Regions from separate parts of the Homo sapiens genome. Here region 1 is linked to region 2. The links are chromatin loops, found by intact Hi-C in ENCODE. Cell type or tissue: pancreas. All regions are shown on one strand. Each heading gives the region's core, and the rest is flanking DNA. Links, peaks and the distances in the headings are about the cores only.

Evidence for each region. A loop is a pair of places that touch in the nucleus more often than their neighbours do. Peaks named below come from ENCODE experiments on the same cell type or tissue, not always from the same donor. Only the 100,000 strongest peaks of a DNase experiment are listed, where the experiment ranks them.
Region 1: a loop joins it to region 2, with 2.7 times the contacts of the local background. A loop is called at or near these places in 2 of 110 quality-filtered maps.

Annotation. Positions count from the first base shown.
Region 1 is chr15:42,218,909-42,230,705 of GRCh38, forward strand. It overlaps TMEM87A (transmembrane protein 87A), which reads right to left. Exons shown (of 20, transcript NM_015497.5): 13 at 9,804-9,912; 14 at 8,803-8,861; 15 at 7,898-8,001; 16 at 1,154-1,227; 17 at 673-734. All of the region lies in intron 2 of VPS39-DT (VPS39 divergent transcript), which reads left to right. Among named protein-coding and RNA genes, the nearest start is that of VPS39-DT, 16 kb to the left of the region's middle. In pancreas, for the core only: no CTCF peak of the experiment used is centred there; no DNase peak of the experiment used is centred there.
Region 2 is chr15:42,155,170-42,166,966 of GRCh38, forward strand. PLA2G4F (phospholipase A2 group IVF) reads right to left here and starts at 1,467. Exons shown (of 20, transcript NM_213600.4): 1 at 1,270-1,467; 2 at 348-420. The coding sequence starts at 1,380. VPS39 (VPS39 subunit of HOPS complex) reads right to left here. Exons shown (of 25, transcript NM_015289.5): 14 at 11,603-11,744; 15 at 11,394-11,480; 16 at 10,990-11,063; 17 at 10,549-10,647; 18 at 9,827-9,944; 19 at 9,189-9,317; 20 at 8,457-8,559; 21 at 8,181-8,226; 22 at 7,163-7,312; 23 at 6,863-6,997; 24 at 6,513-6,604; 25 at 3,532-5,660. The coding sequence ends at 5,585. RefSeq lists enhancers at 1,192-1,907, 4,198-4,697. In pancreas, for the core only: no CTCF peak of the experiment used is centred there; DNase peaks (open chromatin) are centred at 1,452 and 4,402; H3K27ac peaks cover 656 bases.

The DNA of each region.
Region 1 (11,797 bases), core at 1,482-9,481, 64 kb after region 2:
TTTCCTTTAGGTATATACCCAGTGACATGAATCCTGGATCATAAGGTAGTTCTATTTTTAATTTTGAGGAAGCTCCATACTATTTTCCATAATGGCTATACTAACTCACATTCCTATCAACAGAGTACAAGGGTTCCCTTTTTTCCATGTCCTTGCCAACACTTGTTATTTCTTCATTTTGATAAATGCCATTCAAACAGGTGTGAGGTGTTATCTCACTGTGGTTTTCATTTGCATTTCCCTGAGGATTAGTAATGATAAAAATTTTTTCATATACTTGTTGGCCATTTGTAGGTGTTATGTTAAGAAATGTATATTCAGGTCCATTGCCCATTTTTAAACTGGGCTATTCGTTTTCTTGCTACTGAGTTCCTTATATAAATTGGGTATTAACCCCTTAACAGATGCAATGTTTGCAAATGTTTTCTCCCACTCTGTAGGTTGTCTTTTCACTTCGTTAATTGTTTCCTTTGCTGGGCAGAAGCTTTATAGTTTGATGTACTCTCACTTCTCTATTTTTGCTTTGTTCCCTGTGCTTTTGGGGTCATATACAAAAAAAAATCATTGCCAAGACCAATGTCACAGAATTTTCCTCCTGTTTTCTTCTAGTAGTTCTACTAAGGGTTGGAAGATGGGACAAAGAACAAAGACAAATGGAAAAGTCATACTTACTGCTTTGTTAACTTTACTATTTCCATTGGGTTCTTGTTTGGTACTTCTCATTTTCATTCCTTCTGTAGAAGAAAATAAATATACACTGTTTAACTTTGTGAACAGACCAACAATGTTGGCAAAACGGATTCAGAACTTTTTCTTTTTTTAAATTAAAAGCCCCAAAGTTACTTATCATAGTTTTATTTTAAGCTTCCTAATACTTGTGAAGTATACAACAGATGCTTCTCCATCTTTATATGTAAGCTGGGAAGTTCAAAGCAAAATTTTTAGCTCACTTCTAGCAAGTAAAATGGATACTTAATGTGCAATTACTTACTGAATTTACCATGCCTTCATCTTAAGATTCACACCCTTATTTTCTTAACCCTGACTTCATCCCACACCAAATATAGGAACAACACAGTTATAAAATAATAAACAATGTACTTACAGAAAAATAATATTTAAAGTACTAATAAGAGGTGAATTTTATTATTACCAAAGCTTTCTTTCAGCATAGGCTCCTTTTGTTCATCCTCCTCCTCTTCCTCAGACAATGGTGAAAAGGCAAACCTAACAGAACCAAAGTGAACAGAAGGAAAAAATTAGAAAACTTCAAAAACTGCTATACCAGTTGCATTTTACAAAACTAATTATTGAAACTGCAATTATAGTAATTCATTAAATCAGTTTAATAATAATATTTCTTCCCCTTCAGAAAGCTCTTTATTGCCTATATTAGCAAGGGAGAAGCAGGACAGTATCATATTTATGAGTGCAGGCTCAGCTGAATACTACCTGTGACATCAGACTAGTTACTTAATCTCTCTGTACCCAGTTTCCTCAACTGTAAATAAGGGGACAATAGAACATTACTCATAGGGGTGTTTTGTAAAAGTAAGTCGTTACAAATAAAGTGCTTAGAACAATACCTGTCACATTCAGTAGACAGTCAACAAATGTTCATTCATAAGGATATGTATCAAATAGAGTTAAGTAAATTCTCATCTAATTTAAAATCGCAGCCTTCAAATTGGGAGTTAAGAGAAGGGAGGCCTATTCCAGGTAATTTAATTTCAGTTTACAAGTGGGAAGCTCAGAAGATGAAGGTCTGATCTGGTATATCTCAGATGCCTTTCCTTAACAACTTCCAAGAGATTCAGCAAAGCAGCTCCCAGACATGTAATTCCTAGAATGCTTTAGCTTTTATTTATTTGTTTTATTATTTATTTATTTATTTATTTTTTGAGACGGAGTCTCGCTCTGTCGCCCAGGCTGGAGTGCAGTGGCATGATCTCACCTCACTGCAAGCTCCGCCTCCCGGGTTCACACCATTCTCCTGCCTCAGCTTCCCGAATAGCTGGGAGTACAGGCGCCCGCCACGATGCCTGGCCAATTTTTTGCATTTTTTTATTAAAAATACAAAAATTAGCTGGGCGTGGAGGTGCACGCCTGTAATTCCAGCTACTTGGGAGGCTGAGACAGCCTCAGGTGATCCGCCTGCCTCAGCCGCCCGCCACGGCCTCCCAAAGTGCTGGGATTAAAGGTGTGAGCCACCGCGCCTGGCCGAAAACAACTTTGTCCATCAACTGATGAGAATCCCTTGACCCCGGGGAACAGAAGTTGCAGTGAGCCAAGATTGCACCACTGCACTCCAGCCTGGGCGACACAGCGAGACTCCGTCAAGAAAAGAAAGGAGAGACAGAGACAGAGAGAGAGAGAGAGAGAGAGAGACAGAGAGAGAGAGACAGAGAGAGAGAGAGACAGAGGAAAAGGCAACAGCATTCCTACATATTTGGAAAAGCTGTATATATTTTTAAAAGTTGCATTCGTAAGAGTCACAAATTTAAATCAGAAGTTACAAAACGTAATTCAAAGACTAAAAAATGGAGAGATGCCATACTCAAGGAATTATCAAAAATATATATATAATCTCCCTAATTTATTAATTCAATTAAGTTCCAATCAAAATCTTAATAGGTTTTCCTAGAATTAAGCAATCTAAAATTTTTATTAAAAAACAAAAGCTGGGTGTAGTGACATGTACCAGTAGTCTCAGCTACTGAGGAGGCTGAGGTAGGAGGATCCCTTGAGCCCAGAAGTTTGAGTCTAGCCTAGGCAACATAGCAAGACCCCATCTAAAATAAAAAAATTTTAAAAATAAAGGGCAAAAATTCAACACCAAAGGCTTTTAAAAAATTTTTTTGAGACAGGGTCTTGCTCTGTTGTCCAGGCTGCAGTGCAGTGGTATGACCACGGCTCACTGCAGCCTCGACATCCCAGGTTCAAGTGATCCTCCCACCTCAGCCTCCCAAGTAGCTGGGATTACAGGCATGCACTACCATGCCCAGCTAACCTAAAACAATTTTTTTTGTAGAAATGGGATCTTGCTATATTGCCAGGGCTGGTCTCAAACTCCTGGGCTCAAGCAATCCTCCCGGCCAGACCTCCCAAAGTGCTGGAATGACAGGTGTGAGCCATCACGCCTGGCCAAATGTTTTTTTGGTTGTTTTTTTTGAGAAAGAGTTTCACTCGTTGTCCAGACTGGAGTGCAATGGCGCGATCTCAGCTCACAGCAACCTCCCCCTCCTGGGGTTCAAGCACTCCTGCCTCAGTCTCCCAAATAGCTGGGATTACAGGCATGTGCCATCATGCCCAACTAATTTGGTATTTTTAGTAGAGACGGGGTTTTTCTAGTTGGTCAAACTGGTCTCGAACTCCTGACCTCAGGTGATCTGTCCGCTTCAGCCTCCCAAAGTGCTGGGATTATAGGCATGAACCACGGTGCCTGGCCCAAAGGCTATTTTTAAAAGAGCCAGGTAGTATGCAGCTGAGCCTGCACTTATAAATATGATTAGGGGTTCAGGCCCTCCAGATACCACAGTTTATCAGAAGCCTAGGGTAATTCAGACAGTGTGCTACTGATGCAGGAGCAGAACAGAAGAGAGTAGAGAGCCTAGAATCAAGTAATTCTTGGTGGATGAACATCTTGATTGTGATTTTTTTTTTTTTTGAGACAGAGTTTCTCTCTTGTTGCCCAGGCTGGAGTGCAACGGCATGATCTCAGCTCGCTGCAACCTCCGCCTCCCGGGTTCAAGCAATTCTGCTGTCTCAGCCTCCCAAGTAGCTGGGATGACAGGCGCCTGCCACCACGCCTGGCTAATTGTTGTTATTTTTAGTAGAGATGAGGTTTCATCATGTTGGTCCGGCTGGTCTCGAACTCCTGACCTCAGGTTGTCCACCCGCCTCAGCCTCCCAAAGTGCTGGGATTACAGGCATGAGCCATAGCGCCCGGCCTGATTGTGAAATTTTTAAAAAGTCATTAGAGAATAATTTTTTGAAATCACCTTAGGCTAGATAAGAATTTGTCAAAATAAGATGCAAAATGTACAATCCTTGAAGGGAAAAACTACTCCATATTTCTGAGATTTTGTATGATTAAAAACAGCATAAAAATCATAAGATTATTAACTGGCAGAAAATATATGCAATACTTAGAACAAACAAAATATTGGCATACAAAATATATCAGAAATTCCTACAAATTGGGCCTGGTATGGTGGCTCACGCCTGTAATCCCAGCGTTTTGGGAGGCCAAGGCAGGCAGATCGCTTGAGCTCAGGAGTTTATAACAAGCCTGGGCAACATGGCAAAACCCCATCTCTACAAAAAATACAAAGATTAGCCCAGTGTGGTGGTGCACACCGGTGGTCCCAGCTACTCAGGAGGCTGAGGTGGGAGGATCATTTGAGCCCAGGAGGTGGAGGTTGTAGTGGGCCAAGGTTGCTCCACTACACTCCAGCCTTGGCTTCAGAGCGAGACCCCATCTCAAAATAAATAAATTCCTACGAATCAATACATAAGTGATTGTTACAGTCTGAATGTCTGTCCCCTCCAAAACTCATGTTGAAACCTAATTCCCAGGGTGACAGTGTTGGGAGTTGGGCCTAATGGAAGGCATTTAGGTCATGAGGGCTCCACCCTCATGAATGAATTAATGCTGTTACATAAAGGGTTTTCTGGAGTGGGCTCTCCCTTTTGCCCTTCCACCTTCTGTCATGTGACGACCCAGTAAGAAGGCCCTCACCAGATGCTGACACTGCGAGCCAACAAATTTCTGTTCATTATAAACAAACAGTCTGTGGTAGTTTGTTATAGCAGCTGAAAATGGACAGAGACAATGATCAATAAGCCAATAAAAAATAAGCTAAAGATCCAACCTTAAATGCAAAAAGTAACAATATTAATTCTCATCCACCAAATCTGCAGAAATTAAATAAAATGATGGGACATAAAACAAGGGAAGAAGAAAAAACCTCTCTCATACCATTGTTGTTAAATATGCAATTTCTTTCAGGTTTTTTTTGGGAACGTAATCTGGAAATACTTTAAAAATTACAATCTACACATATCCTTCAACCTAGCAAATCCAAGCCCACTCATTAAATATTTCTTGAGCATGTGCCAGTGTGTAGTGAGAACCTAACCTTCATTGACTAATGTGAGGTGATCCCGACACCCATAACATGTCCTGTCTTTATTTGCCTGGGGACTTTGGCTGACAGTGTAACAGTATGGTTTATGATAGGGGCTTTGGGCCATGCCATATCAGCTCTGACCTCCAGAGGAAATGGTATTAGCATGACTGCCAGGAGGGGTTGGAAACTAAAAGTCAGCAACAGAGACAGTATGTGATTGAGCCCCAGTAAAAACTCTGGACATTGAAAGCTCAAATGGGTTTCCCACATTGGCAATAGTCTGTGCATACTGTCACATATTTGGCTGGGAGGAGGTAACACTGCCCAATAAAAATCTTGAGTGCTGAACATTAATGGGCTTTCCCAGACAGAAACAATGTGTTACTACATTTTTGTTGCTGGGGAAAAGAACTGACTTGATGTACTTCCTCAGAAGAGAGACCGAACACCAGGAAAGAAAATACAGATTTCCCCAGACTCTACCTGCTATCACCATTTTGTTGTAATACACCTTAACTGTGAGTATAACTGTACGCTGCATCCCATGAGGCCTTCTAGTAAATCACTGAACATCAGGATGGTCTTGAGGACCCTGACACACCTCAAACTGGAAATATCCCAAATGCCCATTAATAAGAGAATATGTTAATTTAACTGTACTACACATGTCCCATATTTATGCTATCCATGAAAATGAATGAGTTCAGTTAAACCTGTTACACTGGAAGGAATCTCCACAATGTACTGTCACAAGAGTAATGTAAGATTCCATACATGAACAGGGAAAAGACACATTATAATATGCAGTTAACACTGAAGTCACAGAGAAAGGGGGCAATGTTTTAAAAGAAAAGGGGGAAAAAAAGAAGAGGGAAGGTAACGCAAAAATTTTTTAATGACTGAGGAAGGGAAAATATTTAAATACAAATATAGCTAGTGAGTAACCAGTAGATCAACAGACGGATATAAAAGAAGGGTCTCCAGAATGTAAAAGTTCTTTCTCAATAGTGTGATTTCAGATCTCCTTTATTTTCTTTCATTACTTTTCTCTATTCTGACTTTTTTTGATAAACACATATAAAGTGCATAGTTTGAAATGACAGCAAGGCCATTTTCATGGAGTAAAAGGATTTCACCTATTTTCTATTTCAATCTTTCATTGGGTCTGGTTATAAAATTAGTCATTTATATCATGCTACCCTTTTCCTTCTTTGGTGGTATGGGTGTTTAATATAAGCTCTTAACCGTCTAAATGCAAATGGGGGGGGGGGGAAGGCATAATCACAAAATAAAGCTAGGCAGTTCCTAAATGACTGAAATTTGCCTATAGTTGGACAAATCAGATTTACACATACATTTTTAATTTCAAAGTTGGTTATGTAAGTTTTAATTTTACCCTTTCTATCATTACAAAGTGAGCTGGGCTGCTGGTTACAGAAATTTTCTTTCCTTCTAGACACTAGACAGGAGAGACTCAGTGTAAGTGATACAATTATATCTTCTGTTTTCTTTGAGACAGTCTCACTCTGTCACCCAGGATGGAGTGCAGTGGCGCCATCTCGCCTCACTGCAACCTCTGTCTCCGGGTTCAAGCGATTCTTGTGCCTCAGCCTCCCGAGTAGCTGGGATTAGAGGTGTGCACTGCCATGCTCGGTTAATTTTTGTATTTTTAGTAGAGGTGGGGTTTTGCCATGTTGGCCGAAACCATGTTGGCTCAAACTCCTGGATTCATGTGATCTGCCCACCTTGGCCTCCCAAAGTGCTGGGATTACAGGCATGAGCCACCGTGCCTGGTTGACACAATAGATTATATATCTATCTCCCTTGTTTACTATACAAATACTTACAGTTATACTTGGTTTTATGGTGCTTCATTTTACTGTGCTTCCCAGATTTTGCAGCAACCCTATGTCAAGGAAGTCTATTGGTGCCATTTTCCAACAGTAATGTGCTCACTTTGTGTGTCAGCATTTTTTTTTTGAGAGGGAGTCTCGCTCTGTCACCTATGCTGTGCAGTGGCATGATCTCGGCTCAGTGCAACCTCTGCCTCCCAGGTTCAAGCGATTCTCCTGCCTCAGTTGCCCAAGTAGCTGGGATTACAGGCATCCACCTCCACACTCAGTTAATTTTTGTATTTTTAGTAGAGACGGGGTTCCGCCACGGTGGTCAGGCTGGTCTCGAACTCCTGACCTCAGGTGATCCAACTGCCTTGGCCTCCCAAAGTGCTGGAATTACAGGCGTGAGCCACCACGCCCAGCCCCTGTGTCGGTATTTTTTTTTTTTTTTTGGCAATAAAGTGTTTTTAAATTAACGTGCATATATTTTTTAGACATAATGCTATTGCACACATAGTAGACTACAGAATAGTGTAAACATAACTTTGATATGCACTGGAAAAAACAAAATATGTATGTAACTCAATATCTGCTTTATCGTGATGGTCTGAAACCAAACTTGCAATTTATTTCCATAGTATGCCTGTGTATTTATCACAAAATGTCAGAGCTGAAAGGAACTTCATGTTGCTGGGTTTAATTCCCCCTCAGTATATAGAAAGGAAACTAAGGCCAGAGAGGTGGAGAGGCTGCATGCCAAAAATCATGAAGTTAAGAGGAGAGCTGAGATAGGAACCCAGTTCTTCTGATTCCAGGCCCAGTGTTCCTTCCACTATATGACACAGCCCTGATACTGTCCCCCAATGCACCACCCCTAATTGATGACATGGTCATCTCATGTTAGCAGAGTAAACAGAAGAGTCCAAGAACCTCTGGTTGTTTGCAGATGGTCGCCAGAGAACCATGATGACAAAGAGGATCATGGAGAACAGCAAGCGCCAGATGGCATCGTCTACCCACAGCTCCCGCCAGTCCTACAATACAGGGGAGAAGTACAACATTTATACACATTATCTTAACCCCTTGTTCATAAAGCCTTTGGCATAGAACAAAAATCACTTATTTGTTCATTCAAGTTATGTTTACTAAGAGCCTGCTACGTGCTCAGTACTGTGGTAAGTGTGGGGAAACAAAGTGAATGAATGTAGTTTTTGCCCTTGTAGTGCTTACTGTTGTTAAAGAAAATGCATCAACGGAACAGAGTATTTGTCAAAGCTTCATCATCCCTCTGAGAAGCTTTAAGAAAGGGTTTTATACAGGGTTAAGAGAAAGTTACCTTATACAGTGTAAGAGAAAGTTACATTAGGTTGGTATACTTTATAATTTTCATTTTCATTATTTATTGAACAAAATAAGAGCCTTAGCTGCTTCTGAAGAAATCCTACTGTCACAGTCGTTGAGCTCAGATCTTAAGGATGTGGCTTCTATTCAGATTAGTATTATTTACACATATGGTACTTAATATTTAGTACTCTGGACTTCTTAAGATTTTTAGTTAAAATAAGACTGGGTTATAGCACACTGTAGTTATAACTTACAAAATTCTCTCCCAAAACTGGGAGAATACAGTCAGAAAAAACAAACAAAAAACTACTATACCAAGCACCATGATAGTACAGAATACTTAGGAGGAGGGAAGTATCACAACCCTCAGAGTAGAGACCTAGCTCTAATTTTTTATAAGGTATATAACTTAGAAGAACCTTACCACTGTCATCAACACCATCAGTTGTTTATAAGACAGTACATTATTCATAAATGTGCTTATAACTCACCGACTGACATGTCACTATTCTGAACTTCATGGTTGTCCAGATGATAAACACAATGGATGCTAACAGTAAATGAAAAACCAGGTCAGAGTATGAATGCTGGTTTACATCCCCAATTACATTCCCCCATTTCCGGTTAAGTGGAATCCCACACACCCCGAACCCCCAAATACATCACAACTCTATCAGTTATTTTAACAAATGTATTCAATACAAAAGGACTGTATACCTGCTATCAGCAAGGCTCATGATACATACTCTGGCCAATCCTTTCTCTATTTAAAGAATAATTTGGTAATAATGTTATTTGCCATCTGGCTACATCAGTAACCAGTGTGGTTGGAAAATAAGGTATTGGAAATATAGCTCTTTCCAGCATTATCAATATAATTTTTTTCTCCTTTTATCCTTAGTATAGTAATGCTAATTTTTCTTTGGCTGGTCAGATGAAAAAAAATGGCTGATAAAACGACTGTAACACAAACAGAAGAGCTAGTTCCAATCATAAATCAGACCTCACTATTCCTGGTACAAGGGTCAGGAGGTAGGCAAATTAGCCTAGTTTGGTTACAGTCCACCTAATGTCAATTTTTTACATATGCTTGCTGACATATGTAAAACCACTATAATAGCAATGCACCCTAAAATTCTACAACTATTTAATAAAACTAAACAAACATGTGGTAATGTCTTCTAAAAGGAGTACTCTCTGGCACTTAAGCTAACTAACCTCAAGAAAAAGAATGCCTCAAGAAAGAATGCAAATAGAAGAGGGATAAATGAAGAGCTGAAATATGAGGTTGATTTCCAGCTACTGTACATAAAATAAATGGTTCTCAACTTTTTAAAAACCACAGATCCTTCTGAGAATTTGACAAGAGCTAAGAACCCTTTTCCAAGTGAAATATACAAAACTTTCTATGTCCACCCATGGCCTTTCAGGTTAAGAATGTCCATTCTAAACAGATCACATTTGAACTCCAAGAAGAAAGTCCCAGACTTACCTGCCACTGCCAAAATAAGCGTGTTGGTGAAATGCCGATACAAAGAGAGTTTTACAATGTTCCTCCGAAGTTTTAATAGCTTCATTGTTTGAGTCAGGCTAATAAATATGTGTTTGCAGGTCAAGGAATTCAACATTCAGGAAAAAACAGTAAGCTAGCCAATTAGTTTTCAGGTTTCTTTAAGGATCTGGGGTCATGCCAATAAACTTATAGATCTCTCAGAGGCCTTATAGCTCTCTTATTCTCACTTAATCTCACAAACACCTCAAGATGAATAAGAAAGTCATCATTTTATTTTCTTTTCCTTTTTTTTTTGTGAGGCAAGGTCTAGCCCAGGCTAGAGTGCAGTGGCACAATCACGGCTCACTGCAGCCTTGACCACTGAAGCTCAAGCGATCCTCCCACCTCAGCCTCCCAAGCAGCTGGGACTACAGGCATGTGCCACCATGCCTGGCTAATTTTTAAATTTTTTTGTAGAGATAAGGTCTCGCTATGTTGCTCAGGCTGGTCTTAAACTCCTGACCTCAACTGATCCTCCTGCCTTGGCCTCCCAAAGTGCTGGCATTACAGGCACGAGCCACCATACCTGGCCGGAAGTCATCATTTTCAATGAGACATTAAAGAGAAGACAGAACCAGAATAAAGTAAGAATGTACAAAATCACAAGAGAAAAAATATAAAAAAGAGAAAGGAAGAGGCTTTCTAGAGAAACAAAAAAAAAAGACAGAAAATAAATAGAGAAATGGCAGAAGATAAAGTGAACATGAGTAACAGGCAAGGGACAAAGAGTTAACATCATCTTCTCTCTCCCTTTAAGGTGGGTAGCTCTGTTCTCATCTGTCCAGCAAATCTAGTTGAGGGTCATAATTATACTCGTGCCTATAATCTCCCAGAGATCTACACTCAGTCCCCTCATGCCATCTTAAGGAACCTGCCATCAGTTGCCTGCACTATCCTGAATTAAGAGGACCTTACAATTGGTTGAGAAGCTCATATGGTTTGCTTCCAAAAGCAATGACTCTCCATTTTCAGAACATTATTCTCAAGTAGAAGTTGCCAGAGAAAAACAGGAGGGGAATTGGTGACTACTAAAAATGGTATCTGCTCTCACGTTCAATGTTCTTTTCTTTTTGAGACAGGGTCTCACTCTGTCACTCAGGCTGGAGTGCAGCGGTGCGATCTCGGCTCACTGCAACCTCCGCTTCCAGGGCTCAAGCAATTCTCCTGCCTCAGGCTCCCGAGCAGCTGGGACTACAGGTGCAAGCCACAATGCCTGATGAATTTTTGTATTTTTTGTAGAGATAGGGCTTCGCCATGTTGCCCAGGCTGGTCTCAAACTCCTGAGCTTAAAGCAATCTGCCCATCTCAGCCTCCCAAAGTGCTGGGGTTACAGGCATGAGCCACTGCACCCGGCTCAATTTTCAGAATGAGAAGCAGATACAAAAATAAGGGATTTGGCACTTGCTCTGCCCTTACAGAGCCGTAGCTGTTACCTAGTCATTGGGTTATCTTACTGTACAATCCATTCCCACCTCCCTCTTCTCTCAACGCTTGCAGAGGTTCACAAAACACTTAGAAAGATACTAATCTAGAAAAGCTTTGGCTATTTAGTCCAAGGACACTTTAACTGAAAACTCTTATACAGCAACCCACTCAAATTCACAAAACAATTTTGTTTACATTCACAGTTTTTCAACAGTCACAATCTATCAGGTCAGTAATAATGAAAACTGCTAATAGGACCAAATATATAAAAACCAAAACAAATTCAATAAGATAAAGTCCAAAAACTTGAATCCTTTAGCCATCAGGCCAAGCCCCTAATATATAAATTTAATTTTAAAGAGCAGGAGAAAAAGATTGCTCAAATAGAAGCTTGTTTGTTATCTGCTGGTTGACTCTGCCTGTAAATGAATCAATTATTTATTCTGAAGGGTGGAAATCTTCAAACAATTCCAAGCCAGCTTTTGAATGAGGCAAGAAAACACTCACTC
Region 2 (11,797 bases), core at 1,347-9,346:
CTCCTACATGTGTATACACACTCGCAGTCACATTTGCACTCACACACTCGCTCACACTTGCACGCATGTATATACACACTCGTGTTCCCACACACTCGCACTCACATGTTTACACCACATATACACGCACTCACACACACGTATACACATGTACTCACACTTGCACTCACACATACTTGCACAGATGCCTACACGTATACTCACACATGTATACACACATGCACTCTCACTTGTACTCACCCATGTATACTCTTACACACACACACTCTCTGTTAGCCAGCCTGAGCTGAGCTCTGAGGAAGCCGCAGGGAAAGGACAGAGAGAAGGATGGAGATGGGGTCACTCACGCAGGTCTGTGCCCCGGATGTTTGTGGCCCTCAGCACCTTCACCTGGAGGTCATAGTATGGGTAGGTTTCCCGCTGCAATAACAGAACTCCAGGGACTCAGTCAGCTAGTGTGAGCCTGGTCCCTCGCCCCATTGTTCCCCTCGTCCCATCATGGAGCAGCAACCTGGCATAGGGTCACTGACGTCTCTGTGCCGGGGAGCAGGGAGACCTTGGCGGGTCCCAGGCATTGGGAGTTCAGCACCTTCGTGATGTGTCTGGACCCTGGAACCCATCCGGTCTGGGTTCAAATCTAAATCCAGCACGGACTCACTGAACTAACGATGGCTGTCACGCACCACACACCTGCAGCTCCCCTCAGACGCTCGCGCCCCCACTCTAGCTTGGGAGCAGCTGTGAGAGCTGTGCTAATGTTGTGCTTGAGAAGATTAAATATTAAAAGAGAAAACTGTGACACCCCCTCCCTTGCTTGCTCCCTGACAGAGGCTCAAAGACCGTCTAGGAGGCAGCGAGCAGGTGAGCGGAAGCCGAGAGTCACCGGCCGGCCGGTACCGGTCTGACGAGTCACCGAGCAGATTGCAGCTGGGCTTAGGAGAGATAACATCAGCATGCTGCCTACTGGGAGGGAAACTCTCCCCTCACAACCCCACCAGCTCCGTGGACTCTACAGCCAGGCTCGCGCATCCTTGGTGAAAGCCAACCCACCCCAGACAAGTGTCAAGTGAACTAACCCTCCATTTCCTAATCGGAGGGAGCTATTTTTAAGAGCCAAGGTCTAATTTAAGCTCTGCCAGGTCATCTAGAATAAACAGGTCCCACCCCAACTCAAAACCCAGGGCTGGGGCTGGTCTCAGTCTTCACAGGGCACTGCAGCTCCCAGGACTCCCCCAGTCCGGGTTTCCCAGGTAATCTCAGGTACGTTACCCGCCAGTGCCTCCACAGAGGGCCCCTCTTCTCTCTCTTCTGAAGCAGCACTGCCCCCAGGAGGGGCAGCATCTTGTCTGCCAGCCACCTTGGCCAGAGTGCCCAAAGCATGGCTGGGCAGCCCGGGCCCCAGCAGGGAACCCTGCCTGCGCTCCTCTGGTTGCACAAACTGCTGGCTCAGGTGTGACAGGCAGCACTGAGTTGGGAGGGTGGAGCTGCCTGCTCTGCAGAGAACTCAGGCTGGATGGCCTGCTGGAGGTGGAGTTTGACATGCTCCAGGAAGTGACTGGAGCTTAATTTCCCCAGGCAGGAGGCAGCTCAGTCCCTCTCCAAGAGACTCTTGGGGTCTCTGGTTAGCACTCTTGTTCCCAAACCCAGCGCCCTGGTTATCACTGGGCTGTTTGTGAAAAATAGACACCGGAGCTATTTCCAACAAGACCTCTAGGTGAAGCTGGCACAGCTGGCCCAGAGACCAGCTGGCAAGTGCAAATCAGGGAAGAGTCTCCTCCAGCTGTGGAAAAGGCCTGAAACTAGCCACCCTTCAAGTCCCACCTTCCCTGCGGCTCTTAAGCTGAAGCCTAGAAATCTCTGCTTCAGTGTTTCATCTGGGATCAAAGATGTTTCTCTCTTTATATATATTTTCTAATTATACTTTAAGTTCTACGGTACATGTGCACAACGTGCAGGTTTGTTACATGTGTATACATGTGCCATATTGGTGTGCTGCACCCATTAACTCGTCATTTACATTAGGTATTTCTCCTAATGCTATCCCTCCCCCATGCCCCCTGCCCCCCGACATGCCCCGGTGTGTGATGTTCCCCGCCCTGTGTCTAAGTGTTCTCATTGTTCAATTCCCACCTATGAGTGAGAACATGTGGTGTTTGGTTTTCTGTCCTTGCGATAGTTTGCTCAGAATGATGGTTTCCAGCTTCATCCATGTCCCTACAAAGGACATGAACTCATCAAAGATGTTTTTAATCTCTCCTGACCACCCTCATTAATTCGCCAAACACCAAGAGCCTGGTGGGTGCCAGACCTGTGCTAGGCCCAGAAACGCAAAGGTGACAGAGGTGAGGCGGGCCCATCCACATCCTGGAGAAATTCAGTCTCATGACTCCCTGTGGCTTTGGCCCAGGCTCGCTTCCTGGGTCAGTGTACAGTGTCCAGGTACAGACAGGCATATGGGCAGGGGGTTATAAATAAGGACAGGCCAAACAACAAGTCTACGTATCCTTCAGCGACCAGATATACAGGCTTTAGCATTCTCTTTGGCCATCGTAGGCCTTAGGCTGCAGATGGATGTGATGTTCGCTCTTCTGTGGACCACAACCATCAAGGTGGCTGAGACAGGCACAGTCTCCAGGAAGAGTGAGGATCTCGGGGGCCGTGAACTGTGGGAGGGAGAGAATTTCTGTCCCTCAACTAAGATTCAGTCATCTCCACTCTTCCCAAGGCCTAGAGTCACAGGCTGAAAAATACAACATCCAAAAAAGATGTGATTCAACTCCAAAATGAACCGAATGGGCAAGTTCAGACCAGAAACTCCCCCCAAAAAAGGAATGTGTGACTGCCAGTGACCAGGCCCCAAAGAAGGGCCTGTTTCTGCTTTATTTGGATTGTGAAGCCAAGACTTGGCCTGGGCTCTAAGAAATGAGAGTCTGGCAGTTGGTGATAGCTGTGAATGTATGCAGGGGACCTGCGGATCCATACAAGAGGAGAGGGCACAGAGCTAGCTGGGGGCAGAACCAGGCTGGGGCTCTAGCTCCTGACTGATGTGTCTTTCTGGCTGTACCATCCTCTTCTGGAAGTCATCGGCCCCACTGCACAATAAAGTCATTGCCCCTAGTGCCAGATGGGACAGAGACAACAAGGACTACATTTTCTCTTTGGAGTTGGCCAAAGTGAACCAACACTTCTCCACTTCCCAAACACCTCTGCGTCCCTCCATCCCAATTCCTTCATCATGGGCTGCAGGAAGAGGCACCAGGTGCTACTACATGATGGGGGAAAACACTTGGATCTCCCAGACGCCAGTGTGTCCCGCAGAATTCTGTAATGATGGATGTGTTCCGTATCTGTGCTGCTGACTCATCAGCCATGACCACACTGGCTGTACCACGTGGCATTTGTAATGCAAGTATTATATTCATTTTTTCTTGGTCACTAATTGGCTTATTCTTCTAAGTTCTTTGCTAAACTACTATCTTTTCATTGTTATTTTCATCAAACTCCACGGGAGGGAGAAATAAGAGACCCAGATAGGCTTGGTTTCTTGCTTTATTAGGTTTATTATAAGGAGCAGTGATGAGATCTTTATCAGTCCTCACTACAAAGCTTTCATCTCCAGCCTTCTCCATAGCTCTGTGGAGGGCAGAGAGTTGAGGGAAGGAAGAATGGAGCTTGGGAGCATGGGATCATGTATGTATACCAGGAAAGAAAACACACATTCTTTATTCTATTGCTTCAAAGACAGTTTGTGAGAATGGAAGATAACAAGCACAGCTGGCCAGGAAGGCAGGGCACACATGGCAGGTCAAGTTCCTGCTATCCAGGGAGGTGGCCCAGAGCTTCCCTGCTGCTCCTGGAGGAAGCAGAGTCCAAGCTGGCCCAGATGAGGCCCCGGGCAGCACTGCTTCTGTGTGGGTATGGCCAGTCGGGACGTGGCGCCACACACTGCTCCTCCGAACTCTGGTGAAGGGCTGCCCAGCCTCACAGGCCTGAGCAGAGTCTCCCACATCTGCGAATGGGGCCAATGGCACTCACTGTCTCTTCAGGCCCCCACGGACGGCATGCCTGGGGAAGCCTAGTCTACTTACCATCAGCACGTTGATCTGTCACACAGCATGGAGCCATAGTTTACAAAGGACCACGGCAGGTCAAGGACAGGCCACTAAAACTGTTGGTGCTGGGCACCATCACCCACCCTCACCACCATCAAAGACACTGGTGCAGTGAGACTTCGAGTCTGCAAAAACCCCGGGGAGGACAGGAGGCAGGGCCACTCTCCCTGTGTGTCATCAGCCTGCAGTGCCTGAAACTCCAGCCTGTGCACCTCTGGCAGGATGCCCCACACTGCTCCACAGGTTTGGCGGTGAGTTATTTTTAAACCAGCGTCCTGCTGTTCTTGCCCCCCGCGTCCCCTCTGCTGTGCCTAAACACCTCTCAGGAACACTTGGCAGCACGCCATTGTCAGTTCCAGGTCCACTCATCCCCTGCGTGTTGCCGGGACCCACCTTCCTGCGCTATCCCAGCACAACTCTCCAACCACACCATTGCTGAACAAAGCTGGGGAGTGACGGCCAGGGCAGGCTGTAAGGCAAGTGAATGGAAACTGGCTGGAAAAAGAGAAAGGGCCCAGAGCACAAAATCGCCACGCACAAAGACTAAGCCAGCCTGCCTGAGTGTCTGGTGAGCGAAGACGGAGCAGGCACCTCTGTGGGAACATGTATCTAGGGATCACGCATACCCCAGACAGGGCAGGCCCATCCTCAGGAGCTGCAGTCACACTCAGCCCGGCCTGAGGCAAGGGATGCAGGGCCTTGCCTAGGCAGAGAATGATGCTCTCCGAGGCATCTAGGCATGGAGTGTATGGCCAAAGAGGGTCTATTTACAACATACCTGACAATCAACTAGCACTGTATTCCTAGAACTGAGACCCCTTGCTTCTCATCTTACCTTGCTTAAATATTAGTTATTCCCAGAGTCAGGGAAGTGGGAGAGAAAGCCTGGGTAGGGCAGTGAGGGAAGTGATAAATGGTGAGAAAGAAAAGGAGACTGAAAACTAACAGGGCGGCTACCGAGGGGTGCAGGGCACAGTTACCATGGAGACGTAAAACACTACACAGAATGCGAGCCATCGGGTCCATGCGGCCAGAAGCTTGAGTGCTGTTCTCTCATGGAACTCTCCAGTGAGCCATGCTGAGCGGTCCTTGTGAAGTCATGTACTTAATAGAAAAGCCCTTGATGAACAACCCCATGGTTACAAACACTTGTGACAAGTTTCCTTGTTCAGGTGACTGGTGTGCAAAGGCAAGATGGTGCACATCCTCCTGACCAAGCAGGTACTGAATTCTCTGGAATTGCCCACAACATAATGGTATAAGGTATAACTAATCTCTTTTCCCATTAAAAAGCTGGCAATGCCAGACCATGAGTCTAATTAATTCAGAGTTGTTCCAGGGCACAAGATAGCCAGTAATGTCCAAATGGGGAGCCTTGTGGTGGTGGCAGCCAGGATTCCTAAGGCCAGGTGCTCCTTCACCTCTCTGGGAGAGCCAAGCTGTCCATCCGCTGGATCCCCAGGATGCTGGGCTCAAGTGTCAGCTGGGTTTACCTCTTTGGAACAGAAGTAATGGACGACCACTCCATTGGGGTATCTTGCAAATGCACTGCAGGGAAGAAAATGGCTTGGGAGTGAGGACTGCTTCTAAGTGACCACTTCTCTGGCAGCGGCACCTCCTACAGAAGAGGCACATTGCTGGGGGGCCATTCCAAAAGCAGCCCACCCAAACCTCAAAGAACAGCCTGCCTGAGGGGCTCTGGATTTCTGTAGCCATCATCTCTGTCAAATAACCAAACAGAGGATGAGGTGCACACAGTTAAGAGTGCATGGGGTATTTTTTTATTATGCAAAACACAAGGCATATTAAAGATGGGCAGTGCACCAGCCCAAAGCTCAGCCCTGGCTTCCTGAGAGCCAACAATGTTCATCAGAACAGGTTTCAGGCTAATTCTGAAAAGGACGGCGAGTTTGTCTTTCTAAAGAAAAATATTTTTCCAGCTACATAAGAGACAAATCACTCTCCTTTGAAGAAAAGGGGACTAACTAGAGTATATGTCTTAACACAGTATGAGTCTGGCTCAGGATCCTACTTGAGTCACAATGCAGTAGCTTGAAAGATCTTTTTCTTCCTTCACTGGATCTTCCTTATAAGAACTTTCTGCAGACCTACATCTCTTGGGCACCCACTATATCAGGTTCTAGCTTCAAGAGGGGAAGAGTTTTATGGACAAGAATCCAACAGCTCCATACCATACATTGCAGGTCTTTAAATTCTCGAAGCCCACTCCCAACAGATAGAACAGGCTGCTCTCTGAAGGCTCAAGAACTAAAAGTTGTCAGGACAGCCAGCAGCCATGTTCTCCTTCTCTGTTAAAGGGCAGAAATCCATCCTGAGCGTTCTCCACCCCTGGGAACCTCCACAAAGCCCAGATGCCACACAGGTGTGAAGGAGGCTCACCTGTTCCCAATCTTCTTCTTACACACCATGCACACCTTCTCCTCTGTGATGATGCACTTCACCTGCTGGTGTAAAATCCGCTCTTCCTGGACCTGGAAGAACAGGGGGATTGAGGAAGAAGTTCTACAGTGTGGCACCCAGAAACAGGAGGCAGAGGCCAGCAACTGTGTCCTCTTTCAGTCGTCACAGATTCTTCTGCTTAGAACATTGGCAATTCAATGTCAAGCTGGCTACTGGATCAGCTTGAGCTGCACTGTACAGGCTCTGCCTTGGTCAGAAGGGAACATGTGGACATTGTCTCATACTAAAAGTTAAAAGCCCACCCTAGAGTTTGGAAGGCCCATACCTACCCTCAGGAATTCTGCATGGAGAAGGTTCTTGAGCACTTGATTGAACCGTTTCTTTTGTGCATTTTCTTCCAAGACCTTTTCCAGGAAGATGCGTATGTCATTGATCTGAGTGTTTGCTGGCAGAAGGTTGAGGGCCTAGGGACAGGAACAGAGATAGGGACTGGGTGAGGTGAACAGGAGTGAGAATGAAGAAATGTCTGCAGCCGTGGAGCTCTTGGACCCTAGTCCCTTTCCACATTTCCTCTTCTCATTCGGTGCTCCCTGCAAACACCCTCCATCTCCCTAGGAACAACTCCTGACCTTGGTGGTGTCCAGTTTGCTGTGGTGTAGCTCGAGGACCTGCAGAGCGGCCTGGAGGTTGGCTTTTGGCTCCAGTAGTTCCAGCTTGATTGGCCCCAGGCAGTGAATGCTGGGGGGCGACAGGTACATCCGAAGCAGGGACAGATACACCTGTCTCAGAGAGACATGAGCTACGTCAGGCTGGCAGCAACCCTCCCAGAACCCCCAGCACTGAGCATGCCTAACGATTCGAGGGGCTCGCCTACAGTAACAGCTATCACTGAGCATGTAAAACTGGTCATTTTCACCTTGTAAATTGGTAAGGTCAAACAGGCAACTGAAGATGTTAATTAAGGATTGCTTTTTCCCTGAGAGAAAAAACCAAATGCCTTGTATTCGTTTACCATTATGCCATTTACAAAATGCTACCACTGTAAAACAATTCAAAAAGATTCCTCATTTCCTTTGGCTTTAAAAGCTGAGACTCCGTCACATTTTTGCAGGTGGGGATATCCTAAGGTGAGATGCTGCATTGCCTACTGGTGCCAGTACCACAGGCTTTCGCAACCTCAGTGCGCATTCGGGGCCAGATGATTCCTGGTTTGGGGGCTGTCCTGTGCATTGTTTAGCAGCATCTCTGGCCTCTACCCCCTGGATTCTGGAAGCACCCCTGTCCTCAGTCACAACAATCAAAAATGTCTCCAGACATTGAAAAGTCAATGTGTATTCAAGATATAGTACATCAGAACCATGACGGGTTCCCGCTCGACAGGCAGACCTCATAATTTATGACACAAATCAAGAGAGTAAAGAGACAGGAGTGCTATTAATCACAGGGATAACAAAGATATACGCCAGAACTACCCCAAGCACACCAGGATGAATGGTCCCCTGCTGTCCCTCAATACACACATGCAAGATCAATCAGAGCCCTGACTCGTGCCCTGTCTTATTCTGCCACTCATATTATTGCCACCTCTGGTCAAACCAACGGGGAGAGGTATGCACACGTGCTCCCTGGGTCAGGGTCACTACTCACATCTTTGTTGCCATCTTTGTTTCGGTCATAGTGTTTGTGGCAGTACCTGCAAGGGAGAGAGTGGTGAGAGCAGGTGGTGTGAGGGGGGCACATCTAAATGAGAGGCTGTGCGTGCAGCCTGCTCGAGCAGCCTAACCACAGCCAAAACTGCGGGCCAGGACGGAGGCGATTCTTGCTCCCGCAGTGGAGTATGGGGAGATGGCCTTCTTAACTCTCATCTCTCTGCAGGGCCTGCTTTTAGACTGCTTAGGAGGTGGGATGTTGGGGCAAACTTACTCCTCAGCCATCCTTGTATCCTTCAAGATGTGGACATAAATGAAAAGAGCTTGTTCATGTTTCCCCATGCGCCCCAACAGGAGAGCTCGTTCTTCTAAGAGGCCTAGGAGGAAAAGGAATATGAGGAACCACTGCCGCCATCACGCAAGCACAAGGTGGGGGCTATGCTGTCAGAGGAGTGGACACGAGGCAATATAAAGGGAAGACAATAGGATTCTTATTGCTTGGGTTTTTCTTCAAGGAGAAAATAACTGAAGTTTAAAAAAGGGGGAGGGAGCTATTTTAGGAAGTACTTTATCCCATCTTTTTTGAGGTCACATATAAACTGGGTAAGAATATTCATTCAGCAGCCAAGTACTTAACAACCACCTACAACATGCTAGGTGGTTCAGGTAAGATGAGCAAATGCTTGCTCTCAGCTCTCATAAAGACAAATTATGCCAGATTACAAAAACTGCTGAACAATGAACTTGGCCAAGAACATGTTCTGAAGCAAAAAACAGGTTGCAACCTGGCTATCAATTAGCATGTGGTTCATACCCAGGAAGGAGACTTTTCTCAGTCACGGTACAAAAGTGAGTCTTCAGAGAGGACAAAACAGGAGCACTGGCCTGAAATGCCTGGTTTTTCCAGGCCCAACTTTTGTGGAGAGTTGGGGAACAATTAAAGGGGTGGATTAGTCTTTGCATGACCTTCGCTGAAGTGGCTTCTGGCCCTAAGCCAGACACTCACCATCAAAGGGAAAATCACAGATGAGCCGGCCTGGATCATAGTAGCTGGAAATCTCCAAGAACATGAGGAGCTTTTGCCGGTATTCTCCCAGCTCACCCTCTTCCTCTCCAGCTGGGACTGGGGTTTTGCCTTTAAGGGAAACCAAGCTCAAAATGAAAGGACACTGCCAGGTGGCAATGTAGGGTCATCAAGAAAAATGAAGGGAATGGGGTTCAAGGATGTCACCACATGACCAGAAAGGGCCTCCAGGGTGGCTTCCATGCTAACTTCTTTTAGTTCATAGTCTCCATGTGGCCCCAAAACATCAGCTTACGGTTAAAAAAATAAGCTGAATAGAGAAATACTCTGTGGGCAAACCTGTTTCTTATCAGTATAGCTGTCATCTTGCAGACAGGTCTGTTCCTTCCACCCTCCCCGAGGGATGACTCTGAGACACTCAGAGATGCCAGGACCTAGACAAGAGCTCCTGAGTCTCATGTGCCAGGCTTGTGTCACTTAGCTCCCCTGGCTCCTCTTCAGAACTTCTGCGCACCTGGGCAGAGAATAGGGTGGCCTGCTTACCCCCACCACACGTGGCACCTGGGTCTGTGCTCTCCTCTAAGGCCTGGGGCCAACCGGCTTCCTAAAAGAACTGGTACCTGCAGGGAAGGACAGGAGATACTCCTTCATCAGACCTTGCACCTTCTCACAGTATAGCTGGATCAGGCAGTTGTGGAACCGAGAGCCTGTCTCCTCCCAAACATGGATGATGTGTTCCTGAGGCAAGATGTAGGTCTTTGTCACTGGTATTCTCCAGGCTGTGACCTGGTCTCCCAGCCTCCCTCACATTTTTAAGGCCCAACAGGTCCCATCCAGATTATCCCCTAATCGGGCTGCAAAGATGACTAAGAGACAGCTCGTCTAAAGCCACCAGGAAGTTTCACAATGCGACCCAGTAACGTGAGGAGCCATCTTCTCAATTACTAAACTCCATTTTACTAATTTTGTCCCATAATCCTCCAAACTCTCATAGCGACTCATGTAATTGTGGTTAAATATCTGCATCCTGGTACTTAAGCCTATTTGATTGTCCTGTGGTCACTTTTGAGTTTCGCTTTGGAATTTTTTTTCCAAATGTGGCTTTGGAATTTTTTTTTCTAAAACATTATTCTTTTATCCCTCTGTAGTTTACCTAGATTTGGTAGGTAGCATTTCCAGCTTGGTCTACTGGGATCTTTTTCTTCAGAGGAAGCTGAAATAACCCTCATCCTTCCAATCCCCAAGTGACATAAATCCCAAATCTGAACAGCCCGATAACAGAACCACGCAGTCCTGGATCCTGGGTTTAAAGCTTTTTAGTGCAGACCAAAAAATACCTTACCAGATAAGGAATAGCCAGACCCTTAAAATTCTCTATTAAGAAGCCGAGGACTCGATCACGTGGCAGAGACTCCACTTCCGGGAGATCTTCAGTAAATATCTGTTAGAATGAACCCGAGTTCCAGCAGCAGAACCATCTGACTGCAGTTCCAGCAAACACACACGCATGTGAGCGCAGGGATCAAACAGACTTTAGGAGGGCAAGGGTACGAGAAGGCATCTGTAGGCAGTCAGCATGTCAGACGAGGCACAGGCCTCCTCATGCCTGTGTAAGGCTCTCTCTACCAACTACAGTGCTGGCTCGCGCTTCCCAGTCCACCCTTTCTTCATGCACCAATGAAGACAGATGCATGAATCCACCCTCCTCTCCATCCACTGCTGTCTCAAGTGCAATCAGAACCAAGTGTTTACCAGATAAATCCAAGGGACTCCTGTGGCTCACCTTCAGGCCATCTTCTGGGAAGTCTCTCAGCACCCACACTGAGTAGGAGAAAATCAAATGCAGGTTTTCTGTGCCTAGAAGGAAAAGCAGGACTTGTCAGCAGTTGAGGCCCATCTTGCCTGTGGCACTGGGAAGGCAGGTGGGCAGGTTGCCCCAGAATTCATTTTCCTGAAAAGACAGCTCAAGCATGAGCCACTTGGGGTTGTTAGCCCTACTGGGCTGGCTCCATACCAGGGGGCTGTCACAGGCCAACCACCGAGGGACTTTTATGCCATTTGGAGGAATGAAATTGAGTGAACACGAGCACGGGAGGGAGGGGAGCAACCAACCAGAAACAGAAACAGAGGGAGACCAGGTCATTTGAACAGGAGCGCTTTCCCACCCCTTTCAAAAGGCGGACTTACCCAGATGCTGCAGATACTGCACTGTCCTCTCGTGGCCTTTCAGAGGGGAGTTGGCTTTCTTGGACTGGTCCACGAGCACCTGCAGAGCTGGCCACCAAGCCCAAGAACAAGGTCATGAGCCTTTTCCCCACGGGAGATTTCCATATCTCAGTGGGTTTCCCCTGCCATGTACAAGAGCCCCTCCCAGATCCAAGGAACCACTCCCACACCTTTCTCGTGGAGCCCCTTCTTCTCATACAGGATGATAAGCTCACTGTACTTGTGAGCCTTCTTTAGCACGTGCTCGCTCTCCTCGATGTGGCAGTGATTGTTCTCCAGGCGTAGCAAGGGGGCCACCAGGGCCACATTTGTCTGCAGAAAGAGCAGGAGTTCAGTGGAAACTGCTTCCTGGGGAGCCCCACCCT